2 separate regions of the Mus musculus genome follow, and region 2 is linked to region 1. The links are chromatin loops, found by intact Hi-C in ENCODE. Cell type or tissue: left cerebral cortex. All regions are shown on one strand. Links, peaks and the distances in the headings refer to the core of each region. The heading gives the core; the rest is flanking DNA.

Region 1 (2,928 bases), core at 189-2,688:
TGGAATAGTACTCAGAGGCTAATAAAGCCCAGTCAATGTTTGACTCTAACGCAAGATGAAAAGACGAGAAAAAAAATAATAGTTCCTCATTTCACTTTAGTTGTTAACCTCTGATAAAATGAGCTCTGTAGTTAACTATGTCTGTTGACTTTTCTTACAGTGTCTGAAACACTGGAATAATTAGCAAGCAGCTGCTTCTTTCCTTACATTTTTCAACATTACACATAGTTTAGAGATAACTGAAGGGGTAGTCCCTAGATGTCAAGAGAGCCTGAGAGCATCCAGTTGTCAGGGTGTCACAGTACAGTAACCTGCCTATTGACACTTGCTGAGAAACAAAATATCCTCCAGACGGAAGTAGCAAGATATCAAATAGCAGTCAAATACATAACCATGCTATAGTTTCTTGTCATGATTTTTATTTACGTACTAAGTTTCAGCCCAAAATACAATTATTTTAACCAATTACAATCTAATTTCTGTTCTGTGTTCTTCAATTTCCTTGACATTTCTTAAATAAGAACAAAATTTTTGAAGGGCAGTAGTGGTTCACACCTTTAATCCCAGCACTCAGGAGGCAGAGGCAGGTAGATTTCTGACTTCGAGGCCAGTCTGGTCTACAGAGTGAGTTTCAGGACAGCCAGAGCTACACAGAAAAACCCTGTCTTGAAAAAATCAAAATAAAATAAAATAAAATATAAAAATAAAAATAAACGGAGAAAATTTTCAGTACAGATAATTCAACAATAAATTACCTATTTATTATCTATTTAGATATAAATGAGCTATGTAGTTTCTCTAATGTTTTAGTTAAAAGGGCAATAGTTTCTCTTTCTGGTTCTTGTTTGTTTCCTTCATATCATGATTTTTTATAACAGCATCCAAGTTATTTCTGGTTTCTTTAAACTCTTTATATTATAGTTAGTAATGGTATGTTTCATATATTTCCCAAGGAAAAAGCTATATGTGATGAACTGAGCAATCAATTCTTATGTAATTCTATAATTAAAACTATAGATGCACACATATGGCCCAAACACACAGGATTCATTCTATGTACAGTGTACTGAAGGCTATCAAACATTAAATAATTTGATGGACACAGATATACAATTTCAATAATTCAGTACTAAAATCCACTGATAGGAAAGACATTTTAGAACTAATATTTGGTAAAAAATTAAGGCTTAAAATCTGACACATACACACACACACACACACACACACACATTCTGGTGTGTGTGTGTGTGTGTATGTGTGTGTTTGTGTGTATGTATGTGTGTAAGAATTATTTTAGAATTCTGTGCCTGTGATCAAGTTTGCAAAAATATGTAGAAATTTATAATTAAAAATAAACTCTTAAACAATCTGTTTCTTAAAGTATTTACTGAATATTATTTCCAAACATGGTATTGTAGTTAATTCTTTCTAAATACATTTAATTGACATTTTTATATGTCTCCAAATAAATTCATTTCTGATGTCTTAGAAGGTATTCAATGTGTGCAGCAGTTTGATGGAGCACAATCTTTTCTCCAACATCTCCATCTGCTGGCTCAGAGAAAAATAAAATTTTAATCACTGTTTTATGTAATTTTTAAATTTTTATAATGTATGTACCATTATAGAATTAAAATATAAAAATGTTAAATTACTATTAGCTAGATAAATGCTCATTTATCATAATAATCCATTAGAATAAATAGAAACAGATGCATATAAGCAGATTTATTTGTTCTTTAATCCCCAAATTGTAGGAGCTTGAATACTCATATATATAACCTATTTTAAAAGTTCCATTTAAACGTTTTTCTAATTAGTCCCATATTCAATTTTACTAAAATCATTTATAGTATACAGTACTTAATATTTTTTTCTAAACACACTTCTTGGTTTTGTTAGCTAACTTTAGAGTGTGTATAGAAACACAAATATCAACTTATTCTTTTCTCAAAAATTGAGATTTTTTTCTTTTACTATGATGACTTACTCATGAAGACCTACTAGAGTTCTTTTCCATACTCACAGTAAACCACTCATACAGGACCTCAGAGGCTTCTCCTCATGAAAAGTATAGCATTACCGAGTCTCCCAAAACCATTAGAAAGACCACTGAAGTAAATGATCAGAAAGCATTTGTTATTGGGATAATATTCATTTATTCTCTGACAATTAGAAGGTACTAGGGAGATTGTGGTACTGGATGGATGGATGGATGGATGGATGGATGGATGGATGGATGAATGGGTGGATTGAATCGGTGGATGGATGAATGGGTGGATGGGTGGGTGGCTGGCTGGATGGATGGATGGATGGGTGGATAGGTGGATGGGTGGATGGGTGGATAAATGGGTGGATAGGTGGATAAATGGGTGGATGGATAAAAGATTGGATTCTGAGGTTCCTCACTGCTTTCAACTCTTGCTAAAATGATAGTCTCAATTTTCTCTCTTCTTTGAGCTTTACATTTTTCTCATAATAAAAGCTTATTTAAACATTCATTTGAACAAAATCCAAAAAGAAAGGAAAGGGGGAGCAAGGGATCAGTGGGGAGAGGAGAAGGGCTTGAAAAGAAGAAAAAAAAAAAAAAAAAACAAGGCAGAGAGGAAAAAGAAAAAAAAAAACACATTGGAAGTCTGTCTTTGTCTTCTCTGGTATCCATGGAAACAAAATGGGAACAAACAGGTACTTTCATCATCTGGTTGTGACTGAAAAGGTGTGGGAGCTGAGTGCAGCAGAGTACATTCTAGATCAGAATAAAATGACTTCCTTTCATTTAACTCTTACACCATTCAGTAGACATCCTTAGACATTTAACTCTATGTCAGCCTCAGTGTTCCTGAGTAGGAGCATCCATCTCACACAGTTAAGTACTAAGCAGATCCACTCCTCTGACAAAACGATAGCCCTTCATTCTAAAGCTTTGCT
Region 2 (2,928 bases), core at 339-2,838, 77 kb before region 1:
TTATTTGAAGGCACTATTTTTCTGTCTTTATTTTACATCTTTGTGATGGATCAGCTACCAACAATATGACTTTTACTTAAAAGCAAAGGGATTAAAACTAACAGCATTAAGAATAATTAAGAATAAGGAGTTACAGAGACAAAGTTTGGAGCTGAGATGAAAGGATGGTCCATGTAGAGACTGCCATATCCAGGGATCCACCCCATAATCAGCATCCAAACGCTGACACCATTGCATACACTAGCAAGATTTTATCGAAAGGACCCAGATGTAGCTGTCTCTTGTGAGACTATGCCGGGGCCTAGCAAACACAGAAGTGGATGCTCACAGTCAGCTAATGGATGGATCACAGGGCTCCCAATGGAGGAGCTAGATAAAGTACCCAAGGAGCTAAAGGGATCTGCAACCCTATAGGTGGAACAACATTATGAACTAACCAGTACCCCGGAGCTCTTGACTCTAGCTGCATATGTATCAAAAGATGGCCTAGTCGGCCATCACTGGAAAGAGAGGCCCATTGGACACGCAAACTTTATATGCCCCAGTACAGGGGAACGCCAGGGCCAAAAAGGGGGAGTGGGTGGGTAGGGGAGTGGGGGTTGGTGGGTATGGGGGACTTTCAGTATAGCATTGGAAATGTAAATGAGCTAAATACCTAATAAAAATGGAAAAGGAAAAAAAAGAAAAAAAAGAATAATTTAATTGCAAATACATGACAGCAGAGGTCAAGAATGACTTCTGAAGGAAAAGAAGAGTCCTTGAAACAGAGGTACTCAATGTCACCTCCGTTGAATGGTGTAAAAAACTATTGTTTAGGGAGCTGACCTACAGCTTCAATAGGAAGATGCCATTTGATCAAGCATGAAGAAATATAACTGTCTTCTTACTTGTGAAGAGAAATAAAAGAAGAGAATTTTTTCAAAAAGGAAATGGCTAATATAGAGACACTAAGTGGGAAAATGTCAGTGTGTAAGGAGTAAAAGGGAGAAAAACACAGCTACAGCAAATTTGGTGGGGGGACATTATCAAGAATTGAGGTCACATGGGAGTGGGAGAACATGAGCAATGCCTATGTCAAGAAGATGACTTTGGTGTTCATGCCAAGTGCAGAGGGATCCTGGGGCTTTGGGAGGAGAATTATGACACGCTATAACTACATTTTACAGGGAGTACAGAAATAGAAGGGACAGGAAACAGAGGAAGCCAGAGAGTAATTTCTCAAGAAAGCCCCATAACAGAGCAGACAGTGAATGTGGTGGCTGGGTTTGGACTCGTCGTAGAGGACAAGACAAAGCAAGCTGAGAAGTGAGACAGGGCTAGATTTGCTGCAGGGTGGATCTGGGCTTCGAGAGGAAGGATGGTGATAATATTTTCAAATGTTTGGTCTGAACAGCACATAAGGTGAGAGTTGTCATCATATTTTACAGGAAAGACAGCGTAAAGAGGAATTTGCAGAGGCTGAAGAGGACAAAAATCTCAACGGGAAAATCAAAAGCTTCTGAGAAATAATAAAGATGTCAACAGGATCGTTTCTGCCAATGCTACAAAGTGATTATTGGTTTCTGATGTAAAAGCCATACCACTTACGAGTCCTGCCTGTCTTTTTACAAGTTCCAAATGATTTCGTACAACAGCATACGATTTGAGGTTTTCTATTTGTTATGCTGGAGCATGACATTGAGTCTCCATATGACTCTCCTTCCCAAGTCCCCTTCCATACGTTTCTTTCAGTTCTAGCTTCATGTGAAAACTATTCTGGCGCCCCCTACAGAGAGCCATCCTTAACCCCCTTCCCACATTTTGTCCTAATCATCTTCAGGGACTTGGCTCATTTGACACACTTTATTATATTTGCTCATCAACATATTTGTGTTTTCTTTTATACTGAGCATTCTCAAGAGCAAAATTCATATTTTTTCATTTCTTTTGCGTAATTCATTTCCTGGCCCTCTAGTATAAGAGCAATATGTTTCTACATTAGAATGAAATTCCTTCCCAGTCATGAATTTCCCCCCAAAGCTTTCAGTGATCTCTATGAAGCCTCTGAGGTAAAATAGAGAAATCACAACATCTTCTACTTGGAATAGACCTTCACAACTGGCTAAAGTTCCCTGGGTTTTGGAAAAGGATTGGAGACACAATGAGCCTTTATTAGGATCTATGGTTTTCACGCTATGCTCAAAAACTACTAAATGGTATTTAGTCTTTACAACAGCTGAGAAATAGCAGCCATGATCGTGCTGTATGAATGAGAAAACTGATCTGGGTCAAATGCAGATTCCAAACCTATTTTAAACTAATAAACCTTCCTTCTTTGCAGTATCCCACTAGGATGTACCATCATGAACTTGCTGAAAATTAGGGAAAGCAGACAAAAGGAAGACATTGTAAACAGAAATGGAGCAAAGAAAAGGGTAAGCTCAACAGATTAAATTCTGGGACTATGTTTCAGCAAAAATTTCACAGAATGCATTTCTAGATTCCTCTCTCCCCGTCCGTCTTGGTACAAGACATGTGCAACCAAATCATCATGTGGATTGCAGGAGACAAAACTAAATCCATTTTTCTTTTGTTTCTCACAGAGGGAGTATGGGGATGCCACAGTGAGCGTTGAAGACTTTGAAGAGCAGTTAAGGGTGTGAGAAGAATGCACTCTCCACTACATATCTTACACTGAAAGTATCAGGGGCCTGAAGTTTAAGGAAGGGATGGATGAGCGCTTAAACTTCCATGAAGCCAGATGGAGACATGTCTTATTACACCAAGTGTCCAACGCCATTCTCAGAAACTGTGTTGCATGACAGTATTCCATAGGATTTCACAATAGACAGCATGAGTGCTAAATTCAAGGTCACTAAACAAGTAGTCACTTACCTTTTAGAAAATAATAACACAAGTCATTTTTTAAACATATTACAAAATTGAAGT

What was found. Peaks named below come from ENCODE experiments on the same cell type or tissue, not always from the same donor. Only the 100,000 strongest peaks of a DNase experiment are listed, where the experiment ranks them.
Region 2: a loop joins it to region 1, with 2.2 times the contacts of the local background. A loop is called at or near these places in 5 of 42 quality-filtered maps.

Annotation. Positions count from the first base shown.
Region 1 is chr3:80,795,420-80,798,347 of GRCm38, forward strand. The region is part of intron 2 of Gria2 (glutamate receptor, ionotropic, AMPA2 (alpha 2)); the gene reads right to left. Among named protein-coding and RNA genes, the nearest start is that of Gria2, 5.8 kb to the right of the region's middle. In left cerebral cortex, for the core only: a CTCF peak has its summit at 1,562 (motif pointing left); no DNase peak of the experiment used is centred there; H3K4me3 peaks cover 2,500 bases; H3K27ac peaks cover 700 bases.
Region 2 is chr3:80,718,348-80,721,275 of GRCm38, forward strand. All of the region lies in intron 6 of Gria2 (glutamate receptor, ionotropic, AMPA2 (alpha 2)), which reads right to left. Among named protein-coding and RNA genes, the nearest start is that of Gria2, 83 kb to the right of the region's middle. In left cerebral cortex, for the core only: a CTCF peak has its summit at 1,798 (motif pointing left); no DNase peak of the experiment used is centred there.